2 separate regions of the Mus musculus genome follow, and region 1 is linked to region 2. The links are chromatin loops, found by intact Hi-C in ENCODE. Cell type or tissue: left cerebral cortex. All regions are shown on one strand. Links, peaks and the distances in the headings refer to the core of each region. The heading gives the core; the rest is flanking DNA. Region 1 has its middle 8.1 kb from the start of Gm39843. Region 2 overlaps Mettl8 (methyltransferase like 8).

Region 1 (10,429 bases), core at 739-8,738, 120 kb before region 2:
AGGGTAGGGGACATTCATTCCTATGAGATGCCACGAGAACCTGGACAGTGGATAGAAAGAAAACTCATCCTCTGATAAGGTTGCCTTTCCTCAGAAAGGACACCCTGGAGGACATTTTCAAGAGCTGAAGAGAATGAAAAGTACTACTGTTATGTCCATTGCTTGGTGGCAACTGTGATTGCTATATTTAATTGCTAAACTAACTATGAGGGTTTAGAGGAGAATACCTCTCCCCTTACCCCCCAGGCTGATGTTTGAATGCTTTGTCCCCACTGAATAGAATTGTTCAGGAAGCACTAGGAGGTATGCTCTTGTTGGAAGTGTGTCACTGAGGGTGGAGTGGGCTTTGAGGATGCCTGACATACACCCACTGCTGTGGATCAGATGTAAAGCTCTCAGCTACTGCTCCGATGCCTTGTTTGTTCACTCCCGCCATGATGGTCATGGACGAACTCTGAAAATGTTAGCAAGGCTCCAGCTAAATGCTTTCTTTGGTAAGAGTTGCCTCCGCCATGGTGTCTCTTCACACAGCAGAACAGTGACTAAGACATTGACGTAATCTAGAGTAATCTGCGAAGAAAGTCTCAATGAAGACTTGTTTGGATTGAGTTGGCCTGTGCATATACCCAGAAGGGATCTTCTTAACTGTGTTCATAGAAGTGGGAAGACTCACCCTGAACGTGAGTGCCACCATTTCATGGGCTGGGTCCTGAGCTTGGTGAATAGGAGAGCAGCCAAGCACCAGCAAGCATGCAGACAAGCATTCTCTCTCTCTCTCTCTGCTCCTGACTGTGGATGTGACCGGCTGCTTCCTGTTCCTGCTTTGACTCCCCTGCAGTGTTGCACGGTGACCCAGAGCTGTGAGAGAATTGAATCCTCTCCATGAAAGCTGCTTTTTCAGGACGTTTTTATCGCAGCCACAGGAAATGGAGCTGAGACAGCAACATTGGGAGCTCAAGAGATGGCTCAGCGATTAAGAGCACCGGCCGCTCTTGCAGAGGACCTGGGTTCAATTCCCAGCACTCACACAGTGGTTAATAATTTCTGTCACTCTGACTCCAGAGAACTGGACATCCTCTGCTGGCCTCCTCAGGCACTGTGTGCACACGGTGCACAGACACACATGTAGGCAAATCACCTGTACACATAAAATAAAAATAATCTTAAAACATCAACATGAGGTCAAATTATTCTTTAGGGCAGATCATCAACTCCAGAAATTCTTCTGACACAAGAAAAACATCAGATGTCAGTGTAGAAATGGAAGGCACAGTCCCTTTCCTTATCCATCACAGGGGACACGAACCTATGACAAGACAGATTAACAAGGAAAAGCTAGACAGACTAATGTAGTCAACATTTTGTAGCACATAAGCCATCAGAAATGAAGGCCCAGCCAGGCATGGTGGCACATGCTTGTAGTTTAAGCACTCAGGAGAGTGAGGCAGTAAGAATATGTTAAGTCCAAGGTCAGTCTGCGCTCCAGAATAACCTCCTGTCTCAGAAGAGTCAACAACAGCCAAGGCCAAACTAACGCAGTAGCAGAAACTGTCTGCTCTGGGGCAGATTAATGAAGCGTGGACATTAGTGAAGACCATGACTGAGCAAAAGTGTATCCGGCCTGTTGACAGGCCCAGCTCCTTGTCTCCTCCTGCGAGGGCTATTGGTTCAGATTCTTCTTGGATTTTCTGTGGAGTCCAGGTTTAGGACAGGAATATTTGGGGATTTGCCTTTTGAAGAGTGAGGAGAAAAGGACCAGAGACCACTCCAGGCTTTTATAGCTTGTTTAACAGGGAGGGGCTCTCACCCTAAGAGTCATCTTGGGGACAAGTGAATCTGATTTCTCTCTCTCTCTCTCTCTGTCTCTCTCTCTCTCTCTCTCTCTCTCTCTCTTTCCTTCCTTCCTTCCATCTTTCTTGCTTTCTTGCTTTCTTGCTTTCTTGCTTTCTTGCTTTCTTGCTTTCTTGCTTTCTTCCTTCCTTCCTTCCTTCCTTCCTTCCTTCCTTCCTTCCTTCCTTTCTTTCTTTCTTTCTTTCTTTCTTTCTTTCTTTCTTTCTTTCTTTCTTTCTTTTTTGGTTTTTTTGAGACAGGGTTTCTCTGTGTAGCCCTGGCTGTCCTGGAACTCACTCTGTAGACCAGGCTAGGCTCGAACTCAGAAATCTGCCTGCCTCTGCCTCCCAAGTGCTGGGATTAAAGGCGTGCACCACCACTGCCTGGCTTCTTTCTCTTTTTAATTACAGATTTTTTTACTTTATTTTATTTTATGTGTGTGGGGTTTTGCCTGCATGTCTGTCTGTGTACCACATGCATACCTGGTACCAGTGACCAGAAGAGGGCATTGGATCCCCTACAACTGGAGTTATGGTGGTTGTGAGCCATCCATCATGTGGATGCTGGAGATCAAGCCCAGGTCCTCTGCAAGAGCAGCCAGTTACCACTGAGCCACTTCTCTAATCCCTACTTTTGTTTCCTAAAGGTCACTTCAGGGGAGACATGCTTTGAATAGGAGAGCAGGCAACCAGAAAGACCTTGTTCCTGGAATTAAAATCTTTATTTCAAAGTATTCAAGATTCCACTTTGCCATACTTTGAGGTATCATGCTGTCACGAGTAAGCTACATCAGAAACGTTGATGGTTGAGTTCTCTGTGATGTGAGACTTCATTTAATAATAATAAATCTATAGGAATGTCTGTCTTATTGGCTTTGGTTAACCAAATGCCACTGATTTGGCTGGGTAGCAGTCATGAGCTCTATCATTACAGCCCTAATTACTGATATTAAGCTCTTAGGCCATGCACTAGATGTCACATAACAATGTGTATATAAGACACCAAATGACAATAAGAGGGTTAAAGAGATTCAAAGAGACCTTGCTGAAGGCAAGATCAGAGAAGTGAAACAGACTCAAAGAAAGATACTGCAGGTGACTAGATATAAAAGGAGAGGTGAAACCCCCAATAGATTCAACTTCAGAATAGGTTCAAGACACAAGGCACAGGGCTGGGTCTGGACAAATGAGGGTTTGACCAGGTCACTTCAAGCAATGGAATCAGAGCCTGAGCCCCAGGGACAGAAACCAAGTCAGGAATTGGTGCCTGTGGGTCATGCATGCCCTGGAGTGCTTGATAATTGGAAAGTGAGTGCTACTGTGCCCAACTGGGACTGTCTCTCTGGTGAGGGGGTTGCAACCACTCTTGGTCTGGTATGTTTGATCCCTTCAAAGTCCTGGCTTTTATTACACCTGTGTATGAGTGTTTGTCTGCATCTATGTCTGTGTACTACTTGCGTGCCTGGTCCACTTGGAGTCCAAAAGAGGGAGTCGAATATTCTTGCAACTGAAGTTACTGGCAGTTGTGAGTGGCCATGTGGGTGCTGGGAATTGTACCTAGGTCCTCTGCAAGAGCAGCCAGTGCTCTTAACAACTGACGCATCTTTCCAACTCCTCTCATATCTCCATGTTGTCTTAGTTAGGGTTGTACTGCTGTGAAGAGACATCATGACTACGGCAACTCTTATAAGAACAACATTTAATTGAGACCAGATTACAGTTTCAGAGTTTTAGCCCATGATTGTCATGGCAAGGAACATGGTAGCATGCAGGCAGACATGGAGCTAGAGAAAGAGCTGAGAGCTCTGTATCTTGATCTGAAGGCAGCAGGAGACTGCATACCACACTGGGCATAGTTTGAGCATATATAACCTCAAAGCCTGCCTCTACAGTGACATACTTCCTCCCAAAAGGCCACACCCACTCCAACAAGGCCACACCTCCTAACAGTGCCACTCCCTATAGACAAACATTCAAATATATGAGTCTATGGGGGCCATGACTATTCAAACCACCACACACGTGTTTGTGATTCCATTCGATCAGTACAGAGGAGGCAATACTTTATTTGCATAAATAAGTTACCGGTCTGTGCCTTATGGTTTGTGCTAGACAGATGGTGCTTATTTACTTGTGTCATTCTGCATCAGAGTCTGTACTCAAAATGGAGCAAATTGATGCTTTATAAAAGGGAGCCGTTAGGGGTTAGCCCGAGAGCTAATGTTTTATGCACTGTGGAGCAACTTTGACCAAAGTCCAGCCTGAAATGAACAGTGTAGTGTTCTGCTCAGCATGGTGTATGTAACTCATGGCAGGGCCATGCCTGATCTCCATGTATTTTTCTGAGCCTTGACACTAAAGAAGATTAAAATAAGCCATATTGCTGATGCAATGCTGTATGAATATAGCCCCAACTGCCTGAGGACAGAGGCAGGAGGATCCTGCCTGAGAAATATCTGGAATTGCCTGAGAAGGAGCGAAGGCTGGGGGTGTAGCTAGGTGGCAGAGCCCTTGCTTGCCTACCCTGCTTGAGGACCCGGGTTTGATCCCTAGCACTGCTAAAACAGAAGTGAAATAGATGAAAAATAAACAAAGCAAACACATACTGATCAGCCGTAAGTGAACATCCATGCTTAAATTTTAGCCATCCTCAAAAACAACAGTACCTAGAGAATATTTTTGAGCAAACGTCAAATGAAAATTTGACTTGAGAATTGAGCGCATAACCATGGAAAATCACACTAGAGAGAGAAAACTAAAATCAAAGTCCTCCTTCTCTGTTCTCTATTTCCGAGCCCCCTCCAGGGAGCAGTGTTAACAGGTCTTTAAATATGCATGCCATATACATAGCAAATATTCTAGATGGAAATATGTACGGCATACATATGTAGCACGCATCCTTTCTACTGTTATGGATTTCTTTGTACATACAAAGGACCATGTTGTCTAAGTTATGAACTGAGATTATGACTCATACGAATCCTGCTGCATTCGTCAGGGTCCTGGCAACAGATGGCATGCTGAAACTGTGAAACCGGGTAGTTTTAATAAAACGACTGTTTGCAAAGTTGCAGGCAGGTTAGAAAAACCAATAAAGGCTAGTGCTGGTAGAGCATCCAGGGTTTGTGCTATTTAAAACATAACTGATTTAAAGAATGCTCTTTAAGAAAAAGGATACAAAAATTACTGATGGAAAAAGTAGGTACAAAAATAAATTCAGGATGAGGAAGAAAGCATAACAGAGTTAAACTCATCAAACATCACAAAATCTAAATGTCACTATCATATAACTACCAGTCACATCTCTACTGGCTTCTTTCTAGCTTTGTGTGTGTGTGGGTTATACATGTGTGTGTGGTATGCATGTGTGCAACTGTGCGGTATGCATGTGTGTGAGTGTGGGGTATGCATGTGTGTGTGAGTGTGGGGTATGCATGTATATATGTGAGAGTGTGTGATTTGCATGTGTATGAGTGTATGGTATGTGTGTGAGTATGGGGTATGCGTGTGTATGTTTGTGAGTGTGTTGGGGGTATGCATGTGAGTGTGGGTATGTGTGTGTGTGATTGTATGGTATACATGTGTGTGAGTTTGGTGTTTGCATGTATGTGTATTGCTATTCATATGTGCAAGAGGGAGGTTGCATGTATGTGATTTTGTGCACATGGAGGACAGAGGACAGACACCGGATGGCCTGTTTTATCACTCTGTAGTAATTTTTTGGGACAGGGTCCCGCTGATGCTGAAGCTAGGCTGGCACCTAGGAAATCTCAGAGAAGAATCCTCCTGAAGACTTCTCCTGTCTGTCTCCCTGAGGCCTTGGTTACAGATACACATGGCCACACTCAGTGTACTGCATGGGTGCTAGGGTCCAAACTTGCATCCTTGTACTTATCCAGCAAATTTTCTTACCCACCAAACCATCTCTCCAGCACACTATTTTTTCCCCTCTTTGATCATATGAGATTAACATTTTTTTTTCATGACAGGATTTCTCTGTATAGCCCTGGCTGTCCTGATACTCACTTTGTAGATCAGGCTGGCCTCGAACACAAAAATCTGCCTGCCTCTGCCTCCTGAGTGCTAGGACTAAAGGCGTGTGCCACCACGCCCGGCCGAGATTGACATTTTTGTAGTAGAAAGAATGGAAAGCTAAACTTTTCTTTCACGTATAGAAATCTGACATAATTCATTTTAGAGGTACACAACTTTGACATTTTAATATGACATGGTCACCCACAAAGTTCAGGCTCAAACACCATGCAGCCCAATTGCCAAAACATGCAAATAAATAGATTGCAAAATCAATCGAAACATTCTAAGTAAGTTTAAGGTTTTGTGTTGGGGCACGTTCATAGTTATCCTCGGCTGAACAGGACCGTGGCTCCAGGACAGTCTGTTTCGGGTATATTTTCTATTCAGTGGGCCCACGGATGTCTCCCCACAAGGGAAGGAAGGCACTGCAGTAGTTCGGCTGGAAAATAGCTCCATACTCTTTTTTGTTTTGGGTTTGTTTGGTTTTTTTGTTTTGTTTTGTTTTATTTTTTTGTTTTTTGTTTTTGTCTTTTAAAGATTGAGGTATTTCACAAAGCTAAGGACACACTCCATCCATCTTCCACGTGCAGGAGCTGTTCCTTCACTTCCTTACCATCAAGTACTCGGTGTCTTGCTCACTTCAGGACACAATTGAAGTTCCTTTTTTTTCAGCCCCATCCCTTCTCACCTTCTGCCTTCATCCCTCATCACATACCAGTAATGCTCAGCTGCTTCCAGTTCTGGGACATGGCATCCTCAGTCCCCAGCCTTTGCATGGGATATTCTCTATGCTTAGAATACGCTCCCCAGCTTCTCCTCCTGGGAAACTGGCTTCCTGCCTTCAGTGGCAGACAAGATCCCACTCCCCTGCAAAGGCTTTCCCCTTTGCCACAAAGATGCGATTGATTGTAGGTGAGGCTCCTCAGTAGCCTGCAGAGTTTCTGAAAACCATGAACTTCTCAGCCTTCTATGCTGTGAGCCCTGCAAAGAGCCTGGCACACAAGTAGCCACTCTTTAAGTGCATGGTTTGGTTTTGTTTAAACAAGTTGCCACTACCTGCACCAGAATTGCCTAGAATAATGATTGTTTTGACTCAGCCTCCCAAGTACTGGAACTATAGGACTATTCCAACATGCCTGGTCAATAAATGGGCTTTAAAGACAATCATAGAGCAATTGTTACATGCCTAAGCTTGAGCTAAAATCCTGTCTCATTTTGTACCGATGGAAATCTATGAAGCACAATATTATTATTCTCTGTGTGTACATGTGTGTGTATGTTTATGTATGTGTGTATGTGTGTATGAATGTGTGTCTGTATGCATGTATGTGTATGTGTATGGTGGGTGTATGTGTGCGTGTGAATGTATGTGGTAGGTGTATGTGTGCATGTGAATGTGTGTGGTGGGTGTATGTGTGCGTGTGAATGTGTGTGTTGGTATGTATGTGTGTCTGTATGCATGTGTGTGTATGTGTATGGTGGGTGTATGTGTGTGTGTGAATGTATGTGGGGGGTATGTATGTGTGTCTGTATGCATGTGTGTGTATGTGTATGGTGAGTGTATGTGTGCGTGTGAATGTATGTGGTGGGTGTATGTGTGTGCATGGATATGCTTGTGTGAAACACAGAGGGCAACCTGAGGTGCTATTCCTTAGAAACCTTGCCTCTTGTTCTTTGAGACAGAGTCTTTCATTGGCCTGTACTTCACCATAGGCTAGGCTGGATGGTCAGTGAGCCCCCAGGGACATCCTGTCCCCACCTCCCTAGCTTTGGCCATTTCCTCCCTTTGTGGCTGACCTCCAAGGTCCAGCTATCAAAGTATTGAAGTCCAGCAGTCAAAAGCTCCCTTTTGGCTGCCCTAATCAGCATGCTCAATGAAAACTAAGCGCCTGGTCCTAACATGAGGAGGGCGATTCTCCTTTCCCTTTATAAACTGCCATTTGCCAATGGGCCACATCTGTCTCCTCTCTATCCAGAGGCAATATTTGTCCCTCCAGGGCAAATACCCCCCTCTCTCCTCCCTTGTTCCTTTTCCCTTCTCACTCCCTCATCCTCTATCTCCTGTCATTGTCTCTTATTCCCTGCCCTCTGTCCCTTTGGGGCAGGTAAATTTCCTTTGTGCTGAGACTGGTCTTGAGGTGTTTCATGATGACTTCAGAGTCCTTTCAGGGACACCTCTGCAGATTTTTCTTGACTAAAACCAATGTCCACCTCATCGTCTGCCCCACTCCCTGACCTCATGGCACACACTACCTCTCGGGTTTATTATTATTTTTTATCCGTTTTTTGGAGATCAAACTCATATCTTCATGCTTGCAAGGAAAGCACTTTACGGACCATGTTATCTCCCCGGACTGTTAATATCCTGATCCCTGTAGAGGACTAAATATGCTACCCCAAAATACATCACTTCAACATATGGCTTATTTTAACTTACAAAACAATGCACAGGCAGAAAGGCTCTGTGTCTGCCTCCCTGTTTTCCTAAAAGTAGGACATACGTTTCCATGTGTGCCTCTGTGTTCCCTGACAACTCCAAGGTAACTTGAGAATCACCAAGAGGAATCAATTTAACAAACTTTACTAAAAGAGCTCTATTTTCCATGAGTCTCCTCCCCTCACCATGTACTTACCCCCCACAGTTTGCCACCCCTAAAAGCCTTGGCTGTTTCTCTACAAATCCACTGCCTTTTGTTAATTCTCTAAAATCCTCTGATTCTAACCATTTCTACAGTTAGCTATCTCTGAGTTTCTCTCCTAAGTCAAGGGCACCTCCAATTTGCAAAGTCTATCTTTTGTAAGTCAATTTCCAGGCCCCCCAGTGAAGAACGTGGAAGAGAAAATGGTTTTTTGGTTTTAAACTCCCCTATAGTGTGCAGATGGAGAAAGTCAATAAGTTTAAATTATTTGCCCATAGCTGTTTCAGTTCAGTTCTGTCTGATTCAAAAAGCTGTTTACTGGACCCAGCATCCTTTGTCCTTCTGCAGCAGTTAGCAACTGCCTATGGTAGGGCTGATCCAACTTCTGAATAGACAGCTCTGGCTTCTCTGAGGGATTACAGCTCCTTTCATGCTTCTGCCCTATCCACGCCCACTGACATTGTTCATTTCAAGGTCATAGGTGCTTGGTTCAGTCAAACCCAATGGCTACTTTAATCTTTTTCTTTAAACACTCAACATAGTCTCTGTTCCCTCTCCTCCCCTGTCATTAGAGCTCTGATCTTTCTTCTACCTCTACACACTGAACTTCCTCAGAGAAGGCCTTGGACCAGCCTCTCTCCTCTGCCCACCGAGTGCCCTTGCTGATCTCCTGCAGTCCTGTGAAGTTAGTGGGGATGAATCCACACACTGTTTATGACAGGTCCTCCAGCCTGGATGTCTGTATGTACTCAGATGCCCAAGTCACCACTCAGTATGACTACATGTCCGGCCAGTGTGTCCTCTAATTCCATGGGCAACTCTGTTTCTTCCCTGAGAGATGGTTTTGTCCTACTACTGTGTGACAACCTATTTCAAATAGTAATGGTTCACAGAGCCAGACAGGGTATCATGTGACTAACTTATTTCCATTTTTGTTTTGTTTTCCTTTTTTTTGAGACAGTGTTTCTCTATGTAGCCCCGATTATCCTGGAACTTGCTCTGTAGACCAGGCTGGCTTCGAACTCAGAGATCTGCCTGCCTCTGCCTTCTGAGTGCTGGGATTAAAGATATGCCACCAGTGCCCAGGTTGGACTGATATATTTGGGCTTCGTATTTCAGATCTCAGCCAGGAAGAAGCCAATTTGAAAGTGAAATTCCCCACCCCATCCATCTGTTTGAACTCCAGCATGTGATTGCGAAGATTGGGGAAACTTTAGGAGCCTTATTGGAAGAAGCGGGTCACTAAGGGTAAGCCTTGAGGTTTTAAAGACAGGCTCTACTTCCTGTCTGCTTTATGCTTCCTACGGCTCCTGCTCAGTCTGTCTGTCTGTCTGTCTGCCTGCCTGCCTGCCTGCCTCATGTTTCTGCCGCCATGCTTTCCCTGGCACAGTTATGAAATATAATGCAGTGTTGGGTATCTTTGGCAGGCTCAAGCCAAGGCGTACCCCTGAGAAATTACACTGAGCAACAGATGTGATATAAAAGAAGTTTAATGGGGGCAGGGGAGAGGACTGAAAACCTGGGGAAGGGATACAGGTAGACAGGGAGACAGACAGACAGACAGACAGACAGACAGACAGACAGACAGGGAGCAGAGAGAGAGAGTGCCATGAGGGCAGAGAGAGGAGGCAAAGAAGGGGAGATAAGGGGCATGGGCAGAGAACAGAGAGAGGGAACAGGAGAACACAGAGAGAGCTGGGGTGGCAGGTGGGTCCTCTCACACACCACACAGACCTGGGGCACGTGGCAGTGGTGACAGGGCATGACATAAGCACCTGCTGAGGTCCCTGAGGGCAGGCCAGTACAGTTGCTGCAAGTCTCACACTGTAAGCCAACACAAGTCTTCTCACCTTTAAGTTGCCTCTTGTCAGATATTTGACAGAGTTCCTAACCACAGATGGCTGATGCAGAGGGCTCAGAGAGCAG
Region 2 (10,429 bases), core at 1,107-9,106:
GACACCTTCCGGGCCATTCTGAAAGGTCACATTTGAAATGATGCCCACGAACCAAGGCATGGAAGAATATAGCCATGGACACATAAGACACTTTAGCCCAAGAAACCATATAAGCTAAAAACCCGACTAGTACATTTGTGGATAGCTTAGGGCTGGGGCCCTGTAACCCTGGTTGGTGGAATGCCTGCTGGGCACAGAGGGGTCTTGGCTTAATCTCTAGCACTGCAGACAAAAAAAACGTTTGGAAACTTCCATGAATAAAAATGTCATGACAGATAATGAGATTGTTAGTTCCATTTTTATCTTATATACAGATGTCTTAGTAATCTCCAGCCTATGAGTGGGCTTATTCCAAAAGTAAGACAGCAAAAGGCTCACAAGCACTTTTTTCCCTTTCCTCCTTGAGAGGGTCTTCTACTTGAGGCTGGCCTAAAACTGCATGTAGCTAAGGATGACCCAGCACTTAGCCACTTTCAAGTTCCCATAGCCCCATTCCCACTTCAAGTGGGCCGGGGATCGAACCCAGAGCCTCGCGCACACTAGGCAACGACTCCTACACCAACGCGGCTACAACTACACTCCAAGAAGCACATTCTCCACAGGAGCATTTGAAGTGGTAATTAAGATACCAGGCTAGTTCACACATGCTTTTTAAATCCATAATGTGGATGAAAAGAAATGTGTTTGTTTATTTCAAATGGCCTTAGAAAGCTGGCAAATTTCATCTTCCCAGATAGCTGAAACCCTGCCAATCCATACTGCCTGGGGCAACTTGAATCTTATTTAACACAGAAACAATCTGATTAAATGATGCTTCTTTTAAAACAACAATAACAACAACAAAACCTAACACCTGTCAGCCATCTCCCTGCTGCCCGACAACACAGTGGGCGTGCTTGCTGCTTAACCAAACTGTATCTGTGACCACAGCAAGCATCCCTTTGAATAAGTCATATCAAGACATTACGATCTCCCCCAATAATAACGGGGTAGCTTTGAAAGACCATTTCCGGAGCTGCTCCCAGCAGGCTAGTCCTCTCTTCCATACTGTCAACCTGGGCAAGCTCTTGGCACTAGGACAATATCCTTTGTTTTCTGAGTTGTTGCTGCAGATTCCCAAAGAAACCAGCTCCAGAGACCAGGTTCATTAAGGTAAAAGTTTCTGGTAGGTTCCTTAAACAGCCTTCAACAGTTATAGCTTATAAATCTACCTCACAGTGCATACTGTGACACCACACCACTGTGCGCCTCTGCTTGAGGAAGCCATTTTGAGCTGAGTGTGTTTAAAAATGTTCTTCAGTGTACGCCTTTAATCCCAGCACTCAGGAGGCAGAGGCAGGTTCTTTAAATACACACACACACACACACACACGAATTCATGCACACGCTCACATGCATGTACTCTCGCACACACAGCAGGCAGGGCAAGATCTTTACAAATCCAACCAAGAAATAGCATACAGGATTGGTAAAAGAAAGCTACTTTACTCCACAGAATGACATGAGTGAGTACTTTAATGAAGAGACAGTATGTGAACTTCTGGAGGTAAAGATTCATGGCTGTAGAAGAGAGAGAAAAAGGTAAATTTTCTCAAAAATCATCTATAAAATTACAGTAATCCCAGTCAAAATTCTGAAAGTGTTTTGGGGGGAATCTGAACAAGTAGTGTAAGTAAATTAGGTTCATTGGGGGGGGGGGGACAAGCATACAGAAGTGCCAAGAGAACATTAGAGGGGAGAGGGGCAATGTGGCAAGACCCAGCAGGGCTTCTGGGCGGTGCAGTGAGAGTGTGCTTCTCTGCCAGGCCGAGTAGCATCCTCTAAAACCAGCCAGTCCAGGCCATGTCTCTAATGCCACAGCAAAAGCAAGAGATTTAGGAAGCCCAGAAACTGATCAAAATACATATAAAAAGTCTGCCTGTAATAGCTAGTATTTTGAGTCAGTGGATTAGATAGAAATGGCTTATTCAAAGAAGTACATTAAGAAAATGGGCTACCTGCCATTTGGGAGAAATAGTCTCTCTCTGCTCCACATGGAACATCAAAACTGCGGACAAATTACACTCTGAACATAAAGCAATCACGTCTTAAGGCAGTGAAGGCTCCACTAGTCAATAGTCCCAGTTCCATCTCTGGGACCTGCATGGTAGGAAAGAACTGGTTCCTGCAAGCTGTTCTCCGACCTGCACATCTGTGCCAGGGCACACAGACACACCCCTCCATCAAAATAAATAAATAACATTTTTAAAAGATATACACATATATATTTTTAAAGCGATTTATATATTTGAGTGTTCTGTCTGCACATATGCCTACATGCCAGAAGAGGGCAACCATTACAGATGGTTGTGAGCTGCCATGTGGGTGCTGGGAATTGAACTCAGGACCTGAGGAAGAGCAGCCAGTGCTCTTAACCTCTGAGCCTTCTCTCCAGCTCCTAATATACCTTAATAGGCTTAGAGAAATTACAAATATTTCTAAAAAGTGGGGAGGAAAAAAAATCTTTTAAACATGATCCTAAACTATAACACATGAAAAGACAGACACAACAGGGCTGAGCAGACAGCTCAGTGGTAAGGGCCCTTGCTCCGACAGTGGGAAGATGAAGTTAAACCCCAGGTGAAAGGCCAGCATAGCTGTGTGCGCCTGAAATCCCAGGCAGAAGACAGCAGACAGCTTACTGGACTGTCAGCGGAGGAAACAGCAGCCTTCAGGTTCAGTGAGAGACCCTGTCTCAAGGCAATAAGGGAGAGAGTGATATATCTGCACATACACACACACAGGTGCATGGACCTGCACACTCATAAAATGCATGAGAAAAGATTTCGGGAATGTTATCAAGGATGGTGGGGATATTTGCAGACTATTAGGATGGGTTTTTGTTTTTTTGTTTTTTTGTTTTTTTTTGGTTTGTGTGTATGTGTGTGTTTTGAGACAGGGTTTCTCTGTGTAGCCCTGGCTGTCCTGGAACTCACTTTGTAGACCAGGCTGGCCTCGAACTCAGAAATCCACCTGCCTCTGCCTCCTGAGTGCTGGGATTAAAGGCGTGCGCCACCACTTTTATTACCAAACATAAGGAATGCTTAGAAAACAACTAGGAATGATGACCTCAGTAAAAATATGCTGATGTCCTGAAGTGCCATTGGGAAATGTTTACCCCACTGACCGCACGCCTTTGGAGATTTCTGTACCCTGAGGCTGAGTGCCCTTGTTGGTTACAAAATGGGTGCAGCAGTTCCAGCTCTCACACTGACACGGCGCCTCCCGAGAAAGAAAAGGACCACTTCTTTCTTCCGTCCCTTTTTAGGAATGAGGAACTTTCTCACACCCTCCCCCCAAGACCCACACTCTCAGGTTTCACAGGAACTGAGTCACAAATGATCCCCAAGCCACTCTTAGGTGAAAGAATGGGTTCTGTGAGCCACTAAGAGCTCAGGTTCTCATGTGGTCCCCAAAGGCCTCCACTTACCCACGAAGGATCTTCAGAGGTCAGGGAGTTTTTAGTTTTTGTTTTGTTTTTTGTTTTTTTTTTTCAAGACAGGGTTTCTCTGTATAGCCCTGGCTGTCCTGGAACTCACTCTGTAGACCAGGCTGGCCTCGAACTCAGAAATCCGCCTGCCACTGCCTCCCGAGTGCTGGGATTAAAGGTGTGCGCCACCACACCCGGCTAAGGTTGTTTTTGTTTTTGTTTTTATCATAATAACATTAATATGCTGTTTACCTTTTGCTAATTGCCGTAGTCCATTGATGGTGTACAGATAATATGGCCATAGTGACAGCAGGCTGGCCTCAACCAAAGCAGAGGCAACAAATCACACTGAGAGCCACTGTCTCCTTCACTAACTGTATACTCTCAGGGGAGCCAGATACTCACACATCTCTTTAATGAAGCCATAAAAAGTGTCTTCCTGGAGCACAATTTTTACTTTATCATTTTCCAAAAAAATAATCAAAGTATGCCTGTCAGGAAAATAACAGACACCATACATTGTCTTTGATAGAATTCAAGCATTTAGGCAAATAAATAAATAAAATAAAATTCTAGTAAACGTGTGTCAACCAGTGGGAGGTAGCAGCTTTCTAGTACTTGTGCATTGCTATGCTAAGGGTAAAATACTTTTTATTTTTGAACAATTAAATCTGTCAACATTTGGAGGACCAACTAATTGATGAACTAATATTTTCCATAATATTAAGACGAAAAACCACACTCAGGGTGGAAAAAGCTTTGCTCCACCTACAAAACAAATCAATAACTCTGTCGGATTATTTCCAGATTTGGGGGGAGAGGGGTCTCTATGTAGCCCAGGCTGGCCTGGAACTCTCTGTGTAGCTCAGGCTGGTGTTGAACTCTCAGAAGTTGGCTTAGGCCTCTGGCTCTGGCTCCATAGTGCGGGGATTAAATGTACGCACCACCATACCAACACATGATAGAAAATTTTATTTTTAGAAAGATGTTCTGTAAAATAATCAGAATATGTTAAATATTTGTCACAGCACTGTTTGTACATATGCTGGAAAGTATAAATAGTTATTTTTATAAAAGTGCTGATTAAATTATTAAATGCATATCTATAGAGAGGAAAACCAAGCATCCATGCAAAACGCTGCCAAAACCTTAAACTTATTAATATAGAAAAACATTGTCTGAGTAGGGGAGAGAAGAAGGAACAAAGCCTTATGAATGGTCTCCTCTGCTGGACCTCGCACACACATATGCTTGCGCGCACGCGCAGGTACTGTCTAGGATGATGGACCTTAACTCAGGCTCACAGATGAGCTCAATGAGCCTTGAAATGTTCCTTCCTGGGTTTGCTTGTTTGTTGGACTGTTTGTTTTGAGATAGGGTCTTAGGTAACCCAGGCTGGCCTCAAAATTGCAATGTAGCAAAGGCTGGTTTTGAACTCATCCTCCTGTCTCCGCCTCTCAAAGAACAACAACAAAAATATTCTCGAAATACCTTTTTACGTACAGAACAATTATTTTTAAAATTACAAAGTATACAAGTTCTGTATAATAACCATGAGTGGAGAGAAGGAGGGGGAAGCAGTTAGCCCGGGCACTAGGTGGCATTCTCTCTAGAAAGGTTTCTGAAGCCCCATTAGGATGTCAAATTCCAGTGATCTAGAAACTTCTCCTATTCACCAACCATAGCAGGCATTTGCCACCTTGCCTTTTTGTTTTTCCTTCAAAATTATACACACAAAACTATACACAAAATTATTATATATCAAATAGGGATAGTTAACGCTTTATATCATTAAACGCTTCCCATGACATTGTAGCTACAGTCCCTGTGTTTGGTTGGTTGGTACCAGGCATGGGACACCTGCCTGCATCCCGCTTGCTCCTCCCTCCCCTCCTGTGCTCTACTGACCACAGCTCTACACGGCCACTTGGCATTATAGCGTTTTCTCTCCTCATTTAGCAACTGTGGTTCTGATGCACCACGCTCGGTTCATTTCTAGTACTTGTTAATCATCAGACTGCAAACACAGATGGCCCTAGTCAGGTCTGCCCAGTCTTGCAAGGAAGCGGAAGCCAGCCCCGGGAAAGCTCTCCCGCCCTCTGCTGGGCATCTCCAGAGAGACAACTTCCCAATCACAGGCATTTTATTTGCCTTTTGGTTTTCAGTGAGGAATTTGGGAACTGGTTCTTGGAACTGCTTGCTGAAAAAGACAATTCCTGACTAAAACATTGCTTTCGTTCTTCATACCAAACAGAAATATCAAATTGAAGCTGCTCGGTGAATATATTCCATCAGAGACATTGTGGGACTTGGTGTACTAACTTAGAGTAGTAATAAGAAAGCATCATAAAGAAACCAAGCATGGCGTACCACACTGATAACCACAGGATTCCAGCGGCTGAAGAAGGATCCTGAGCTCCAGGCCAGCCAGGGCTACATAGTTGAGCCTTGGCCTCAAAAATTAAAAAAAAAAAAAAAAAGGAAAAAGGGCTGATAAGATGGCTCATCAGGAAAAGGGCCTGGCCTCACATGCCTGGCACTGAGTTCCAGCTCACACCTGCACTTGGATGGTAAAGGAAGGAAGTCTGCTGCAAGTTCAAGGCCAGCCTGGACTACAAAGGTGAGTTTCACACCAGTCAGTGCCACATACCTGAGATACTGAGTCAAAAACCAAAACAAAAAAATAGGACACCTTGCCAGGTATGGTGGCGCACATCTTTAATCCTAGCACTTGGGAGGCAGAGGCAGGCAGATCTCTGAGATGGAGGCCAGCCTGGTCGACAGAGTGGGTTTCAGGACAGCCAGGGCTACACAGAGAGACCCTGTTTCAAAAAGCAAAGAAACAAGCAAACAGCAAAACAGCAAATCCAAAATCAAACGAACAAGCAAACAAACAACCAGGATCTTAATCAGAAATATGCTAAAACCCAAAACGTCAACTTCAGGATCTTATTGCAGCCGTCTATGCGCTTAGAAAGAAGCCCCTGCCAGGCTCGTGGCTTTGGCATCGCTCAGTCACTGCCTCTTGCAAAGCAGGAAACTAAAGTTAAGAACTTTCACACTGGAGAGATGGCTCAGAGGTAAGGTGCACTTATTCTTGCAGATGATATGAGTTCAGTTCCCAGCACCTACATGGTGGCTTACAGCATCCATAACTCCAGTTCTAGGGGATCTAAGACCTTCCTGTCACCAACCTAGGCTCTAGGCACACACATGGTACGCAGACATACATGCAAGTACAACACTCATATACATTTTTAAAAAGGGAGGGGTTCTTAAGTTCTGGCCTTGCTTTCTCATGAATCTTTACAGTCTTGCTGTTTCCTCCTTTAAGAATACAGCATTGGGGATACCGCTCTGTTGACATGCTAACCCCAAAACCGATATGCAGAAGAGCAAGGCAGTGAGATTCAGCTGTAACCACAAAGATGCCCTAAGCTAAAGAACAAGGTGGTGATGGTAAACAGAATCTGTATATATTACCACACACTGCTCTAAATCGTTTCATCCTGCTATCATCTCACTTAGACCTCGAAGTAACTTATTTAAACTTTATATAACTGCTCCACAAGTTTAAATAACAGTCTAGAACCGCTCTACAGATAGATATACAGAGTTCCTGCTCACGTGCCAGAGCTTCCCCTGTTCGGCTCTTGAATCATCCTGGTGCATTTGTTACCACTGACAACAGTAGAATACATTATTATAAACTTCTTCATACTTCAGTCCAGTTTCCTTCCTTCTTCCCACCCCCACCCTCAGGTCCTTTTTCTCTCCCAGAATCCCAGCTGGGATGCCACATTACAACTGGCTGCCATGTCTTCCGGGTCTGTTTCTTAAAAGTGAGACTTGTATTTCGAGGACCCTGTGTTTTGAGGCGTGGGTATTTTGCAGAATGTCATTGGTGGACATTTATCATTTTTTCTTAGGACTACAGTAAGGGTATGAGGTTTGCTGGGGACTGTTTGGGGCTGGGGAGTGAACCCAGGCCTTAACACATACTAGGTACAATGACACATCCCACCGGAGGCACTGCTGTCAATATGGCTGTCACAGCTGATAACCGTGATTGCCGGCTGAAGCAGTCAGATGAGTTCCTTTACTGTGGTGTCACTCCCCCTCCATTCCCCACTTGTACTGTTTTTTTAAAAGAAACCTCTATGGTTTGCACTCACATTAATGCTGGTGTCAGCTTCGGTCGGAGAAGTTTCTTTTTGCACAGTCAGAGGGCAGCTCAGGCCCTTAACGGGTCAACGTGCTGAGAATAAATGACTGCTGAATGTCCAGTCATAGTGGGACTCCCAGGGCTGGTGACATGGCTCGGCAGAAAGGCGCTTGCTGTGTATGCCTGGTGACCTCAGTTTGATCCCTGGATCACACACAAAGGTGAAAAAGGAAACCCAACTCCACCAAGTTGTTTTCTAACCGCCACGTCACTTCCATTTTAATAATCAATATAATATTTAAGTGGGAGAGTTGAATCCCACTCCACCGCCACCATTAAGGCTCAGGAAAACTGCAGAGTAAGGGATGGACAGATTTTAAGAGCCTGAAGTTACTGGGAGCGGTGTGGTATGCTGAACTTAGGCACAACATGGCAACTGCAGCTTTGAACTCACAGTAGCTGGGATTATCTGCACAACATGTGCACAACATCAGCCTGGTCAACGCTGTGTCACGGGAGGGGAGGGGCTCACAGGACCCCACACTCTTCCTTGAGTATTTATACACAGCTCATGATCAGTGGGGAGAAAGACATTTTCTTCAGTGGTGGGACACCCATACTCTTGTAACACCACTAATCAAACTTCCTGGGTTAAAACAAAAGCCACTGAAGGTGCAGGGAGGCTTGTGGTTGGGAAGAGAAAAGGATCCGCAGCCATGGAGGGAGGGATGGGGGTGAATGTGGATAAAGTACATCATGTGGGTACATGAAATTGGCTCAATGAAACTCGTTATTACGTCTAATAATTATGCTATTTAAAAACATTTTTAAAAGACAGACCAGAAAAGGGATGGGGAAAGGCCACACTAGGATACTGGGCTATTCCCTTCAAATAAAACATAGGAATTTAAAAACCAAAAGGAAGTGGGAGCTGGGGCGGAGGAGATGAGTCAGTGGTTAAGTATTTGAGGTGTATGCATGAGGACCTGAGCTTCGATCTCCAGCCCCTACGTAAAATGTGGGTACGCAGGTGCAAGTCTGTAGGCCCAGAGCTCGGTGGACAGAGACTTGTGGATCCTGGGGACATGCTGGCCAGTCCACGTAGCCAAAACAGCAAGAGGGAAACCCTGTTTCAAAACATAGAGTGTGATAGAGGCTAGTTTACTATCAATGACACAGGCTAGTCATTTGGGAAGAGGGAAGCTCAACTGAGAAAATGCCCCCACCAGATTGGCCTGTGGTGCGTTTTTTGGACTGAAGATGGATGGTTGAGGACCCAGTTCACTATGGGTGGCGCTACCCTTAGGCTGGTGGTCCTGGGTACTTTAAGAAAGCAGGCTGAGCAAGCCAGTAAGCAGCACCTCTCCATGGCCTTTGCTTTAGGTTCCTCCCTTCAGATCCTGACCTGACTTCTTTCTGCAATAGATTGTGACCAGAAAGTTTTAAGCTGAAATAAATAAACCCTTTCCTCTCTAAGTTCCTCTTGGTCATGGTGTTTTGTCACAGCAATAGAAACCTAACTAAAATAGAGAAGAACATTAAAGTCAACATCTGCCTTTCATAAGCACACACATACGTGTACACACGCGCACACACACACCCTTTGATATACCTCCATCATTATGCTTCTGTTTTTAGCACTTTATACGCCCTGATATTGCAGGATGCTACAAGCTCATCATATTTATTCTCGATCCAACACTACAACCAGCCGTTTCTCCAAATAGCCTTTTTCCTTTTATTGGAGTCTGGGTGCTGAGGGAGTGTGCTCTTTGCTACTCTGTCTTTGCTTCTGTACCCTCTTGGTTGGCAAAGCAGGCAAATACATGTACATACGCAAGCAAGCAACCAGATTCCCATCTATGCCTATAAGTGTTTACATATATACACATCTACATCTCCACCAAACCAGAAGTTGAACCTGCTCGAGGGAGAGCTGCTGCCTCACAGGTCAGGCTATGTCCTCTTCAGTCTCTCCTCTCAAAAAAAGCACTGACTGCAGGTTGGGAAAAATCAAGCCAAATGTCTCCCTTGCTGCCCAAGACCAAGGCAATTTTGAATCATGGCTTCATTTTTAACTGTGCCTTCCTGCCTTGTGACTCCTCTCACATAGGCTAGGCCAGGCTGCATCATGGGGTATGGAACTTATTGCCCTCTTTCCCATCCCCCTCCAAAAAAAACCCTACAAGTGTCAGAAACTCCCTCTTGTGTTCAGAGCTGAAGGGTCTGTCTCTTTAGGTCTTCCATCTGGCTATACACGATGGCTCTCTCTTCTTCTAATGCTTTCCCATTTCAAGGCCTGGTCTTGGCTGTCTTTGGCCCTGAGTCTGTTTCTCGTTCTGAAGGGTAACCTCAGGTCAGCTTCCTTCTATGACGCTGCCACTCTTTTCTAACATAACAATGTTGAAACCTACCATTCTCTCTCTCTTCACTTCTAGCAGCAGCAGCGTCCCTGACCCTAATGACTAGAGGCATCGAGCTAGCTCCCCTATTTTCTCACCTAAATCTTTCCACTCTGATCATAAGAAACTCTGTTCTCATCACCTCCACCTAATCACTAATTGTTCAATTCCAATGTCCACGGAAGAACGGCTTCTGTTGTCACCTCGAACAGAAGCAATCTAGAAAGCCAGGGAAAGACATAAGAGGATGTGAGATGGGAAAGAAGGCCCTCACCCTGAAGTTAGCTTGCCTTTCCTATTGGCTGGGAATCAGGTTCCTACTGACTCAACATTGCCTTTTCAAAAAACTGGTCAGACAAGGATGTTAAAATCAACAAACTACTTACTTAGGGC

What was found. Hi-C counts contacts between places; a loop is a spot of excess contacts. Peaks named below come from ENCODE experiments on the same cell type or tissue, not always from the same donor. Only the 100,000 strongest peaks of a DNase experiment are listed, where the experiment ranks them.
Region 1: it touches region 2 in a loop (2.6-fold over the local background); 2 of 42 quality-filtered maps call a loop at or near these places.

Annotation. Positions count from the first base shown.
Region 1 is chr2:70,909,753-70,920,181 of GRCm38, forward strand. No RefSeq gene overlaps it. Among named protein-coding and RNA genes, the nearest start is that of Gm39843, 8.1 kb to the right of the region's middle. In left cerebral cortex, for the core only: no CTCF peak of the experiment used is centred there; DNase peaks (open chromatin) are centred at 4,817 and 8,394; H3K27ac peaks cover 563 bases.
Region 2 is chr2:71,034,379-71,044,807 of GRCm38, forward strand. All of the region lies in intron 1 of Mettl8 (methyltransferase like 8), which reads right to left. Among named protein-coding and RNA genes, the nearest start is that of Mettl8, 16 kb to the right of the region's middle. In left cerebral cortex, for the core only: a CTCF peak has its summit at 5,576 (motif pointing left); a DNase peak (open chromatin) is centred at 5,545.